Linked DNA regions of Homo sapiens: regions 1 and 2 are each linked to region 3. A link is a contact called in ENCODE Hi-C data. All regions are on one chromosome and are shown on one strand. Each heading gives the region's core, a stretch centred on a gene start or an enhancer-like site at or near the end of the contact. The rest is flanking DNA. Distances are from core to core; before and after follow the strand shown.

Evidence for each region. A loop is a pair of places that touch in the nucleus more often than their neighbours do. Pooled maps may share reads with other maps.
Region 1: a loop to region 3 is called in a map of B cell, with 8 times the contacts of the local background. The contact joins the promoter of RWDD2A here to the promoter of HMGN3 in region 3. A Hi-C loop is called at or near these places in 2 of 168 maps with a recorded cell type or tissue (B cell and naive thymus-derived CD4-positive, alpha-beta T cell) and 10 of 50 pooled maps.
Region 2: a loop to region 3 is called in a map of CD4-positive, alpha-beta T cell, with 8 times the contacts of the local background. The contact joins the promoter of UBE3D here to the promoter of HMGN3 in region 3. A Hi-C loop is called at or near these places in 3 of 168 maps with a recorded cell type or tissue (CD4-positive, alpha-beta T cell, naive thymus-derived CD4-positive, alpha-beta T cell and thyroid gland), 1 of 37 single-sample maps with no recorded cell type and 10 of 50 pooled maps.

The regions. Positions count from the first base shown.
Region 1 is chr6:83,190,906-83,195,115 of GRCh38, reverse strand. RWDD2A (RWD domain containing 2A) reads right to left here and starts at 1,759. Exons shown (of 3, transcript NM_033411.5): 1 at 1,673-1,759; 2 at 464-804. The coding sequence starts at 664. PGM3 (phosphoglucomutase 3) reads left to right here and starts at 1,851. Exons shown (of 13, transcript NM_015599.3): 1 at 1,851-1,937; 2 at 4,102-4,210. The coding sequence starts at 4,104. RefSeq lists silencers at 1,461-1,830, 2,131-2,200 and an enhancer at 1,389-1,888.
Region 2 is chr6:83,063,830-83,068,519 of GRCh38, reverse strand. UBE3D (ubiquitin protein ligase E3D) reads left to right here and starts at 2,679. Exons shown (of 10, transcript NM_198920.3): 1 at 2,679-2,878. The coding sequence starts at 2,802. It overlaps DOP1A (DOP1 leucine zipper like protein A), which reads right to left and starts at 849. Exons shown (of 39, transcript NM_015018.4): 1 at 741-849. RefSeq lists a silencer at 351-620 and enhancers at 791-940, 971-1,040.
Region 3 is chr6:79,231,396-79,236,086 of GRCh38, reverse strand. It overlaps HMGN3 (high mobility group nucleosomal binding domain 3), which reads left to right and starts at 1,405. Exons shown (of 7, transcript NM_001201363.2): 1 at 1,405-1,541. The coding sequence starts at 1,527. HMGN3-AS1 (HMGN3 antisense RNA 1) reads right to left here and starts at 2,413. Exons shown (of 2, transcript NR_040671.1): 1 at 2,160-2,413; 2 at 1-2,025. RefSeq lists enhancers at 1,287-2,076, 2,077-2,867 and a silencer at 2,080-2,129.

The DNA.
Region 1 (4,210 bases), core at 510-3,009, 4.0 Mb before region 3:
TGCTATGCTAATGTTGCTGGAGATAAATGGATCAGAAGATGGAGGTAAATTCATTTTTAGTCTTTAGATTTTTCCATCCATATTTGCTTTCTGTGTTATGGTGCCATCAAAAAATCCACTCATTCACTCCTTAAAAGACAGTTATGTTACAGGAGATATTTAGATTTATGAAAATCATGATACATGTGAAAGGTAGTCCAACTGGATGGGTGAACAAAATAATAATGGCATAAGACTGCAAGATAGCGTCAATAAAAACTCCAGGTATATTTGTTAAAAAGGTGTATATGTTTACATAAAATTAAAGATATTTACTGAAGACAATTTATAGAGCATTCCGTATCTTTCAAACAAGGAAATATGCACCTGGAATATTTCTATCTTTCCTTGACAGAAAGCTCATGTTCTAGATGTTTCAATTAAAAACTGGGCACCTGGCAAACACTTAAATCAGGGTACCTACCTTGGGCTCTTCAATCTGGAGTGTAATTACAAATTCGATTTTTGGTGGCAGCGCCTCCCTTGTGCCTTCCAAATACCTCTTTATATTCGTCAGGGCATTTACATCTTCAAGTTTTACTTCTCCTTGGTTAGGAAACATAGAAAACAGCATTTCCATCTCCAGTAGCTGAAGCTGAAGGCTTTCTTTCACCGAAGCAGACATGTTGCCTCGCAATCAGCCTGCCTGGAAACCTCACAAGGCTCAGGGACGCTGGGTTTGTCAATGCCAGCCGGTATCCAGCGAAATTTCCCGAAGGTCCCTTTACGTGGAAGCAATTCTGCAGGAACGCTTTGCACCGAGAGCTAGGGGCACAAACCAGACACTTGCACTCTTCTTTATTTCCTGACTCCAAAATCTAGTATGCACAACATCCTCTAAAACACTCCGTAAAAACCCATATTCTGCGTACCCGGGCTCCGGGTTCCCGCCTCCCGCACCCCGCACTAGATAGGGGAATCTGCACTTTCAACAGGTGTTTGGAACTGTCCCGCTGCAGGTGGCAGGCAGACACCTGCAGACGCTCTGCAAGCCTGAATTCTGGGAAAGGCTGGGGCCCGGCTTCCAATCCCACCCGGGGCTCGGGCTTGGGCGGAGCCAGACGCTGCGGCGAGAGAGGCCGCAGTGCCAGCAGGATGGGCTCCGAGTTCCCCAGCGCCAGTCGCCACCCCTCGGTCCTGGACTCGCGGACCGCCCCCCCCCAACACCGCGGTGGCCTTTTCGCTTGGGCCGCATTCCAGGGCTCCGGACGTTTACGATTCACTGGCCTCTGCCCCGAGGGACCCAGGATAAGGGTAGGGGGTGTCTCAGAGGTCATTAAATAAAAGATGTTTACAGTGAGCTGGGGGAAGGGGGTACCCGGGGAGACGGCAGCCGGAGAAGGCTTCCCAGATTCAAAGGTTTGGGAGATGACCTCGACGTCGGAGAGGGGGATGCGGGCCGCCGGCGGCGCTCACTGTGGGCGAGGTCGCCCTGTCCGAGGCCCAGCGACGGGGCTGATTCCCCACCCCCGCCCCTAGCCAAGACCACTAGGAACCCCGGCTTCCCAGGAACGCAGGGCCTGCCGCCCCCAGAGGCCCGGATTTGGAGGCGGAGGCTGTGCCTCCGCGGCCGCAGTGCTCTGAGGGCCCGCGACCCTCGGCCCCAACCCCCGGGCCACCGCGGGGGCCTCACCCTTTCTGGTCACTCAATGGTAACAGCCCCAGACCCCGCTCGGAACCGCAGCCGCAGTTCCTCAGGCGCCAGCTGCGCGCGACCTGCGGCGAGGCGGGGGCGGGGCTGGCGGATAGTCCTCTGCCGTGATTGGCCAGGGGGCGTGGCGACGAGCCGGAAGCCACGCAGGGCCACGTCTGCGGTTCTGAGGACTGGGTTTGGGTGCAGACGTTGTTGCTTGGGCGCTTCTCCGCTGCGTGTAGGTGAAGGGGGCTTCCTGACCGAGGTAAGCCGGGCCCCGAGGCTCGGAGTTGAGAAGGGAGACTACCGGTCGGCAAGGGCTCGGTGGGAGCGGGACAGGTCAGATTCTCGGCCCGACGGAGGGGCTAGTGGTCTGGCGGGCGACTGACCGAGCGGCGGAGCGCGCGGGACACACCTACAGGCCCCTGCGCCCCGCGGGCGGGCTGGTCGGGACGGGCCGCGGGTCTCCTGCCGGGGCTCTGGTACGTGGACCTAGGCGGGGACCTCAGGGTGGAGTGCCGGGAATCACCCTTGTGCGGTGATTCGAGGGTAGGCGGGAGAGAGGCACCAAGGAGATTTGAAGATTGAATGGAGAGTAGGGGGATACTCTTAACTTTTTGCGTGGACGCTGGATTTGGCAAATATGCTTTCAATAAAGGCATTCGCAGAGGCATTGAAAGTAGTTGTAGGGCCTAAAACGCATGAAAGGATGAACTCATATTATCTGGACCTTTTTTTTTTTAATGGCTTTTTGGAGTTAACAGGACTGGTTTACACTCTTATGAATAATCATGACACATAACTGACTGCTCAGTTTTTACAAATATGTATTCATCCTTAGGAAAGAGATCTGATCACTGTCTTGAACTAAATTAGTTTACTGAATGCCAGCTTTTTCCAACTGGACAAAAGCAAGTATTTTTCACCATTTCTTGCAAGTTCTGTTCATTGAAGCAATGAAGGACAATAAAGAAAACAAAATTATGAGGCTAGCAGCTGGCGGACTGCTCCTCATCTCTGGGCTAATTGGGAATTAATTGACCCAGGAAATGTAGTATATGGACTACTGAAGGAAAACTACTGACTGAGGTTGGAAACCCCAAGTTCCACTTAATGGGAGTATCCCAGAGAAAACAGTATTAGTGGGCTAAGGGCCGATTTTTTGTTGTTGTTTGTTTTGAGACGGAGTCTCACCCTGTCGCCCAGCCTGGAGTGCAGTGGCGCGATCTCGGCTCACTGCGACCTCCACCCGCGGGTTCAAGCGATTCTCCTGCGTCAGCCTCCTGAGTAGCTGGGACTACAGGCGCGCACCACCACGCCAGGCTACTTTTTGTATTTTTAGTAGAGACAAGGGTCTCACCATGTTGGTCAGGCTGGTCTTGAATTCCTGACCTCGTGATCCGCCCGCCTTGGCCTCCCAAAATGCCGGGATTACAGGCCTGAGCCACCTCACCTGGCCTGTTTTTTTTTTTTTTTTTTTTTTTTGAGACCGAGTCTCCCTTTGTCACCCAGGCTGGAGTGCAGTGGCGCGATCTCGGCTCACTGCAACCTCTGCCTCCCGAGTAGCTGGGATTACAGGCGCCAGCTAACACGCCCGACTAATTTTTTTGTATTTTTAATAGAGAGGCGGTTTCGCCATGTTGGCCAGGCTGGTTTCAAACTCCTGACCTCAGGTGATCCGCCTGCCTTGGCCTCTCAAAGTGCTAAGATTACTGGCGTGAGCCACCGCTCCCGGCCGATGTTTTATTTTTAAAAGTAAAGGAAAAAGGTGGCATTCTTTCAGAAGAAGATATTGCTAGTTTTAGAGCAACATCTTAGAAGGGTGTCCTGATTGTTTTTAGCAAATGGAAAAAGATCTGGGTAGTCTTGGAGAAGAAACTGTTGCCTTTTGCTTTTCCTTTAAGAATATGTCTCTGTAGTTTGGGAGAAATAGCAAAAGAACCACAAAGATTTCTCAGATATTTGGGGATATGTAGTTTCAGTCCACTCAAGAATCTGACTTTAGGCCTCAATCCGTCACCAGCTATCTATGTTAATTTAGGTTAGTTTCCCTTTTTGTAAAATGAAATGATCTTTGAGCTCATTGGAGTCTCTGAATAGGTGTAAAATCTTCATTTTAGTTGAGAGTGGACCAATTTAAGTGTGCCCGGCGTCCAGGATAGTCCTGGAGCTAAAATGGGAGGAGAGTGGGGACAATCTGCTATCTGCCCTGAGTCTGCCCAGGAGTGGACATACCAAGTTGGACAACATCTTGTAGGTAATTCTAACCCACAGGACTTACTCTCCTGCCCATTGCTCTGTCAAACATAGGGTTCTTTGAGGAGGTTCAGGATGAGACAGACCTATTCGTTTGGGGTGGCAGTTTTTGAAGCAAATGGTTCTTAAGAAATTACTTGTTATGCCCGAAACAATATTTCTTAATTTTGTAGACATGGATTTAGGTGCTATTACAAAATACTCAGCATTACACGCCAAGCCCAATGGACTGATCCTTCAATACGGGACTGCTGGATTTCGAACGAAGGCAGAACATCTTGA
Region 2 (4,690 bases), core at 1,430-3,929, 3.8 Mb before region 3:
TTTCTCAAACGCCATAGAACTCTAAGATAGTGTAAAAATGTTCAAACACAATTTACTTAGCTTAAGAAAAATAGTTGTGTGCCATTCCCCGCCCCCCTCAGGGTACAGGAATGGAGGAGGCCCGAACAAGTGACTATTGTTATGTTGCAACTTTAAAAGGCTTAGGAATCAAAGGTGATAATTGTTAACAACACCCGTTTGACTCTTCTGACTTCCTCTTAATAAACTTCGGTACTCCTTTCTAAGCCCCACGGAGAACATGAACCATCGCGGGCCTACGTGTCTCCTCAATGCTAAAAGAACCCACCAGCCGAGAAGGCACAACGCCTCGATTCCTTCAACAAAGAGGGTACTCCGCACGCCTCCATCGCACAGGTGCGACCTCTGCCCCAGCCTTGCGCACCGCTCCGCCCCAGCAGGGGAGGCTCGGGACCTGTCCCCGGCTCCCCGGCCCCGCCTCCGGCCTCCCTCACCTGGGGCCGCCCTCGCGCCTCTGCCCGGCCCAGGCCCCGGCCCCAGCCCTGGCCCTCCAGTCCCCGCGCAGCTCCCGACTCCCCGTAAACCAGAGGGCGGCCGACCAGCTTCGCAGCTCCTGGCGGGGCCGGAGCGGCAACACCCCCGACGCCACAGCAGTCAGACTCGCAAGGCGTCCCCGCGGCTCAGGACCTAGCCGGGCCGAGAAGGATGCTCGGAGCCGGCTACCAGCCTAGCGGCCGCACTGGGGGCAGGGACGCTTTTACCTGCTGCTGGCTCGGCCGCTTCTCGCCGGCGCAGCTCTCCTGGCAACCACGGCAGCTACACCGAGACCGGGAGCCGAAGGGCCTAGTGACAGCTCCCAGAGTGCACCGTGCTCGCGCCCACGCCGGCGTCGACGTCTGAGGCCTTCGATCCCCGCCCCCGATCGGCTTCCTGCCTCCCGGCGCTAGCTGTTGCCACAGCGCCCTCAAGTGGACTGTCGCGGGAAGCGGCCATGGCTACCAATTTCAGGAGTGGCTAGAAAGGGGGTTAGCAGATGTTTTCATTTGAAGAGATAATAGGAACTGAAAACAGCTTTTAAATATTATTTGAATAGTTTCTCAATATTTCATATGAGTAACCTGCATCCCAGAGAGGTTAGGAGACTTGTGAAGTTAGGAGACAAGTAGTTGGTGTCAGATTTGGAACTATTTTGAGTCTAGAGCTCTATCAATCATATCTAGTTACTCCAAGGTAAATTGCACCGTTTTGCCAACACCATACCGTAAAAAAATGAAAGTTTTTACAAATACGTAACTAAATATATAAAAATCTTTTAAGCTAACAAAACAATTATAAAGAGTAAGTTGTGCTACGGAAGTTGTATATTTCAATATAATGTGTCAATATTTAAGCATTCAATAGCCTCGGGTACTAAAGGTGGAAGATATGAAGAGTTGAAATCATCATCCTTCAAATAGATGAATTATTTGAGACCAAATAATAGTAAACTTTATTTTTTTAAGTGAGTTGTTGCTTCCATCTATAACTTCAAATTATTGTGATAGATATAATAATTTGTGCATCAACATAATAAACTTTAATCACCCCAAATACTGATTTTAGAAAAATTGTCAAGCTATTATCTTAAAATATATGACAGGATTTATTTATTTAGAATTTATTTATGGTTTAGGCTGGGCATGGTGGCTCACACCTGTAATCTCAGCACTTTGGGAGGCCAAGGTGGGCGGATCTACCAAAAACAGAAAAATTAGCCGGGCATGGTGGCGCGTGCGCCTGTAATCCCAGCTACTCGGGAGGCTGAAGCAGGAGAATCGCTTGAACCCAGGAGGCAGAGGTTGCAGTGAGCCGAGATCGCGCCACTGCACTCCAGCCTTGGCGACAGAGCGAGACTCCGAAAAAAAATAAATAAATAAAAGCAGCTCCTTGTTTTTAAGAAGCCCTATTGTAATTCTACCCGGTCTTATATTTTAATAGTTCTTCATTATAAGTATTTACATTATACCAGGTTCTTTACTGTGTCAAACTTTTCAAAACTATCTTCTGGTAGTAAACTTCTCCAACTTCTCTTAGTTTTTACTTTTGTGAAAGTGAATAGTGGAGCTGTACATACGTAATCATTCTCATCTTCCTTTTTTACCCCCTAAAAAATGGTTAGTCCTGATAGACTTCAGCCACACTCTTCTGCATTAGGTAACAAAGAACTTCCTTATATTTTTGCACCTGTTTCAATTTTGGAGCTATCCTGTCTAAGTTGAGAAGCAATGGCAAGTCAATTCTTGAAAATTTTGTCGCTTTAGATAGAGGCTAACAAACGACCCTTGTTCATAAAGAGACCAAGATAAAGTGGGTTTGGGGCCGGGAATTCTGTTCTTGCATCTCCTGGGGACAAAGCCCACCTGTAACACTTGCCTCCATCATCTCCCTCCCTTCGAGCTAGCCAAAGGTGTGAACCCTGGGTCTGATTTTTATGGTCATTTCCAGGGATGCTAACGCGCCAAGTCACGCTCATAAGAAGCAGAGTGGGGCGATAGCTAGCCTCTCGCCGCCCACCTTTCTCAGCACTCTGGGCCAAAGCCTGGTTTTGAAAATGCGCGCCCCGCCCCGGCCTCCGGGGTCACGCGCCTTCTCGGTGGTGCACTCTCCGGCCGGCAGGTGGCGCTGTGAGCTGGTAGGCGGCGCCAGCCCTGCGATCTGGCACAGGCGCCTGCGCCGCAGCGGGGCTGCCGCTGGTTGGTCCGCACGTGGAACCTCTCCTGGTCCTGTTGACCCGGGCCCCTCGGAACCTCCAGCTTGGTCCGGTCTGGGACTGGAAGCCTGCCATGGCGGCTTCTGCGGCGGAGACGCGCGTGTTTCTGGAGGTGCGGGGACAGCTGCAGAGCGCGCTTCTGATCCTGGGGTAAGAACTGGGATTCTAGGCGCAGTGCCCAGCTCGCTTTACTGCTGCCCGGGGGTCGGGGGCTGGTGAGTCTCTCTCTGTACGAGGGATTTTGAGTTTCTTCTTTCCAGTTGCGTAGAGCCTCTCGATCACTCAAAGTGAAGCTTTCCCCTGTAGTCGGCTCCGCCACTCCCACCCCTACTGACAGTGTGGGTATCTTTGGGGAGCTTTTTAGAAATTCAGGGTCTCAGCTCCACACCAGACTTATGGAATCAAAACTTATATTTTAACAAGATTTCCAGGAATCAAATGCACATTAAAATTTGAGGAACAGTGATGTAAAACACTGTTGGCAGTGCCCGGCGTTTCCAACAAAACAATGCAAAAAATGATTTGTCTGTCTCTCTTCGGGATCCTCCTTACTGGATCAGTTCCTATGTGAGCTTCTTGTTTTGTAAATAACCTCGGGTCTTTTCGTCCAAAACTGCTCTTTGCAGAGAAACCACACAATCATTCAATAAACGTGAGTTTAGTGAACCACTAAGACAGGTTGTAGACTTCTTACTGGAGCTCGTTCATTTATTCATATTCTTCCTTCCAGTGAGAACGTCAAACTTGTTATTCGCTACACAAATAACTTTTAGGAAAAATGTTCTCTATTTTGTTTGACAGCAGTTTTAATGATTTGTGGTCCCCTTGTCTATTCCTTTGTGATCGCTGTTTCAAAGAGAGTAAGTTAGAAGTTAAAATCCTGAGAATGGTATTACACGGTGCCACAGGTAGATTGATGCTTAATTTTTTCCTCTTCCCTAAATCTGCCAGATATCTGGTGTGGCAATTTGGAATATGGCGTGAGAACTGAGTTCAAATGCTAGCTTCCTCACGAAATTAGAATAATTTAATCTGAATTTCTTCAATCTTGAAATGGGAATAATAGTACTCTGAATGTATTTCTTTTTCTCTTTCAAAATTTATGAATTTGGACAAATATCTCCAATTCTGGTGCACCTTGTAGAGTAATTAGGAACCCAAACCCTACCAAAATAAAACAAAAACCACACACACACAACAAACCCTCCCTTCCTCTCATGCAGGGGCCTTTCACAGTTCCCTTGGACTACTCTCCTTTGTTTAGGCAAGGTACCCGGGTGGCTCATGCCTGTAATCCCAGCACATTGGGAGGCTGAGGCGGGCGGATCACGAGGTCAAGAGATCAAGACCATCCTGGCCAACATGGTGAAACCCTGTCTCTACTAAAAATACAAAAATTAGCTGGGTGTGGTGGCGCGCACCTTTAGTCAGTCCCAGCTACTCAGGAGGCTGAGGCAGGAGAATGGAGTGAACCCGGGAGGCGGAGGTTGCAGTGAGCTGAGATCGCGCCACTGCAGTTCAGCCTGGCAACAGAAAGAGACTCCGTCTCAAAAAATAAAAAATAAAAAGAAAAAAAAAGAAACCTAACTTTGCTGGACTTAGTTTTGCCATTTCTTGAACTACTTATAAATGGATTCATACAATATATACTTTTTTGTTTCTGGCTGCATTCCTTCCATAATATTTTTCAGATTCACGTTCCATCTATGTGGCTGCATATATCAGTAGTCCATTCCTTTTTCTTGCTAAGTTTTCCATTGTATGAATATACCACAATTCATTTATCTGTTCTCCTATTGCTGGATGTTTTTCTTGTTTCTGGAGTTTGCTTATTATGAATACAGCTGTCATAACACTGTTGTATAAATCTTTTTTTGGACATACATTTTCATTTCTTTTTAGGTAAGTACCTAAGAGTGAAATTTCTGGGTCATAGGATAGATGTGCATGTTACTTTGTGAG
Region 3 (4,691 bases), core at 156-2,655:
TTCATTGCTTTTTTAATACATATTTAATACATGATATTTTTAATACATATTTGCAGCCTCTGTGTTACCAAAGTGGATTTGGCCATATTTGTAATGTAAGGCTTCAACACATTTTCCTATGATGTGAGCTTTGCCTGCTAAGATGATTCTGAAACTAACTTTGCCCAATTTTGCTTTTTCTATAATTTCATATGAATGCAATCATTCAGTGTGGTCTTTTGTATTTGACTTCTTTCGTACAGCACTTTGTTTTTGATATTCATCCATGTAGGAAAATTTTTTATTGTTTTTTATTGCTGAATAGTATTCCACTGCATGTGCTCATCACAATTTGCTTACCCATTCACTAGCGCTTTTCCTGCATCTGCTGAAAGGATTGTTTTTCCCCCTTTATTCTATTAATCCTGCCAATTACATTGATTGATTCTCAGATATTAAAAAAGCAGCTTTGCATTCCCAAGATAAGCCCCACAGGTCATGATGTATTGTCCCTTTAAATGTTGTTGAGTTTCATTTACTAAAATTTTGTTCACGACTTTTGTGTCTATGTTTATGAGTGATATTGGTCTGTAACTCTCTTTTGAAGTCTTTCACTGGTTTTGGTATCAGAGTAAATCTGGTCTCATAAAATGAATTCAGAAATATTTTTGCAATGCTCATTTTATGCCTTGCAGAACTTTGAGAAATATTACGCATAAAGTGTAACATGACGGGTGTCATTCAAATATATGTCTCAAATATAAAATAATCAGTTTTTGCCTTGTTCTTTCTTTTCCTAATTTCCGTAACAAACATGTCCTATTCGTCTTCACATCTAGTTTGAAGTTAGCTGAATTAGTGAGTGATTTATAATCACAGATTTCAGAAAATTAGAGCTAAGTGATTTTAGGGACTGTTGTCACTATATATCTAGGGGGGGAAACTGAGGCCTTTAGAAGTTGCCACGCTCTTCCAGTACAGAGTACCTTCCCACGCTTTACAGATTCCCACCATGTAACATTCATTAAAAGCCTTTATGGGTAGGAAATGAATAAGGTACCTGCTGTGTATATATTTACATTATAAAGTTTACGTATTCATTCTTACTCTTTTTCCTTCCTATGAAGACACACACTGTTCTTATTCTTACAATCTCAAAGAGAGAGCAGCGAAACAATGAAACTTCAGGATTGTGTGGCCTGGAGGCTACTAGTTGAACTGGGCATGCTCAGTCGCCAGGCAGATTTTTTTCGGTGAAGTGGAAACTACAACAGCGCGTACCGCGCGCGGAGGTGGGCGTGCCCTCGTGGAATTTAGAACGTTGCCTCAGCCAATGGGGCCTCGCGGCCGGCTGGCGGGGCTCCTCATTGGAGCAGCAGGGAGGCGAGCAGAGGGCCCCCAGAGGGAGCCGCGGAGGTGCAGGTCGAAGAGGCCGGGCTACGTCGTGCCCTGCGCGTGAGCAGCTGCAGAGGCAGAGGCAGCATCCAGCGGCGGCGCCAGCAGTTCCAGTCCGTTGCTTTACTTTTTGCTTCACCGACATAGTCATTATGCCGAAGAGAAAGGTAAGTCTTACCAAAAAAAGATTTCAAAAGCCTTCAAATTCTGCTTACAGTAAATGCTGGCATTGCAATGGCTCGCGCAGAACGCGCGCGGTAGTAACCCGGGGATTGGGAATCTTTGCTCCTCCACGCTTGTTTTTAGATGCCTGTTGCAGACGTTCCTCTCTCTGTCCCCCCTACCCACTCCGTCCTCATCGATCTCTTAATGTTACTTTCTCTCCAGTGACGCGGTTTCCCTTCTTTTTGAACTCATTCTCGCTGGAATGTTTTCCACCCCCAACAACAAGAAGCAAAAGCGGCTTTCCATTCCGAAAGGGAGTTTCCTCTTTGCAAACTGCCAGGTTGCGAATTAGTGTGAAGGGAAAACAGCGAGAGGAGAAAAACAAGTACAAGCGTAAGGAGAGGGAAGAAAATAAATCAGGCAAATGTTGGGATTATTCCCATGCGGCTGTACTCGCGGGCTGGGTGCGCTGCGGTGGCTCCTAGGCTAAGGGAAAGAGAAAGCCATGTTTAAAATAGCGCTCACCCTCCTGCTCGCCTCCGCTGCAGACCCGTATGTACCAACTCCAGTGTCAATCAGGGCTGGGGCCGGCGAGGCGGGGCCTGGCGGCCTGGACCTACCCGCAGTTCGGGGCGGGAGCGGTGGAGTTGGCAGCGTGGAAGACGGGACGGCGCCGGGGCGTCCAATATGGCTCGTCCAAGGTCAGGGGGCCACCAGGTCCTCCCCAGCGACTGGAACCCACACTCGGTTGGGGAAGGCGGGGTCCGCGCGCTATCCGCCCCTCTGCGCGTCTAGCGAACTGGAGTCATTTTTGTCTTGTCTTCCGCCCCTTGCGGACTGTCCTCTTCTGCGCAGGCCCCGGACACCAACTACTACATTCAGGGACACAAATCTCCCTCGGGGTGGGGCTTCGACTTGTCCCGGGGAGGGAAGGGAAAGGTTTCCTCCTCCCTGAGAAATCAGTGAGGATTTCTCAGCTGGTTCCTAAGCAAGTGCTTTGCACCCTCCCACCGCCAGCCTCAGTGTTTCCAACAGTGTCAACGAGTGTGGGTATTAAATTTGAAGCAAAATTACACCTAATGTCTTGCTTTATCAAAGACCATGGACTAATTTGTGTGTGAGAGTGACTGCATTATTTTAAAATACTGAAGTTTTAAAAATTCAAAAGCTTTCCCCTTCTTATATGTTATTACTAAAAATTGGGTAGAAACTTGTCTCCTACCCCACTTTTTAAAAATAATTGAAAGTGTTTAAAAGTCTTAGAGTTTGTTGTGCACATACTGTGTCCCTCACGCTGTGCAGAATTTGACTTGCATTATCTCATTTAATCCTGAAAACAGCTTGAGCGGTGTTACCCCCATTCAGCTGGGACTTAAAGACATAAATTGTCCTGCATCTCACCAACCAATAACTACTAGTAAAGATTTAATCAGATGCTATAGATGCCAAAGTCTTATTCTCACCCATTTCGTACTCACTTACGAAAGGGTGGGTCAAGAGGAATTAAGGAAATCCAAAGGTACTCCCAGTTTAAGAAGACAGATGGCATATTAAGAGCACTAATACTTGAGATTTATTATTTAAACTTAATTTTATGAAGGTATTTTCTAGCCCTGTTTTACTAGAATTAGGATATTAAGTGATGTCACCATTTTCAGCATTTTGACTGAGGGTTAATGATGGATTGGAAATTCTAGTAGAGACAAAGGAACTAATCATCAAGATACGGGTTACAGAGTAAGTGAGCTGGAGGCCATCTTTTTTTCCTGGGAATTATAACCATTGTTTACATAAACAGTAGGTTAGGTGTGCACACTTTATGTATAATGGACCCTGACGATGGAACCCTTCCTTGCTGTTTATTCAAGGGCCAGAGCTGCTGAAACCATTATTCTTACTTCCCCTGTCTGCCTCTCTCAAGGAGACGGAAGGAAAAAAAAAAAAAACTAAAATAACAGTAAAATTACAGCTACAGTTTTATTTCCCTGGAAGGCAGGGAACCCCCATGCATAAGCTAGCCAATGGTCCTGAGACTAGGGGCAAAACTGTGTACAGGCACCTGTGTGTCATTCCTGAGGACATCAGAGTGTTCTCCGGTGATGGAAAACCTCTCCTTGATTAATAGGAAGGCTTTCCATTTATACCTGAAGCCTAACGACCTCAGTTGGTACCTGGGCAGGAACAACCTCAGATTAAACACGGCGATCATGGCCATCCATCTATCAGTCAAGTCTTAGAGCAGCCTCATGGAATCCTGAAGTTCACTGGAACTTATGTGAGGAACCACTGTCATTAGGTAAAGCCTGCTTAGATACAAAAAAGAACTGGAGACAATCCATGCATAGCTCTTCAAGATCTTCAAAGCTGGGGTAACTGCCAAAGCATTTACATACTACACAATATTTTTCTTGACTAAAGAATTGTCTGCTCTACAATATAATAAGCTTTTAAAATGTCCCCCTAGTACTTTTTTGCCTTCTTAGCCCCCTGTATCAACCTTTCCTAGAAATCAAGAAATGTTATTTAATGAACATCTGAGTAAGTTGTTCTGCAGAGCAAGAAGTGGTACAGATAAAGTCAATGAAAACATCTGGAATCCTAGCCCTGTTGTAATGCTGTAGGGACATACAGTTTTTGCCCTCTTGGAACTTGTGTTTAATTCAATGAGGTGATAAGACTAGCAGCACAAAACAGTTGAATAACATTAAAACTGTGTATGTGTTCCAGAATGTGTAGTTATAGATCCCACAAGCAGTAGGACAGATAAGGAAAGTTAACTTTAGGCTGGTCTTAAAAGTGTGGGTAGGACTCAAATATACAAAGAAGTCAGAGTCATTTTTTGTTACCAGGTATTCAAGTGTGTCTCCTGATTGTATCTTAACATGACCAGGCCTCAGTTTTGCAACTTCAGGGCTATAATATCATCTGAATTAATATTAAAATGTTCTGATGACATTTCTTTGTAAGTTTTATGTGTATCTTTGTGTGTGATAGTCATAACTACATTAAGCCAAGTGGTTTTTTATAAATGCCATAGTATTTTGTGAAGTAATACAGCACTTAGTGAAGAGTTCTTCAGTGCATATTATCTCTAAGTTTGTGAGATGTAAATAAAAGTGAGTTTCCTGTATTTTTTAGATAATGGATGGTGG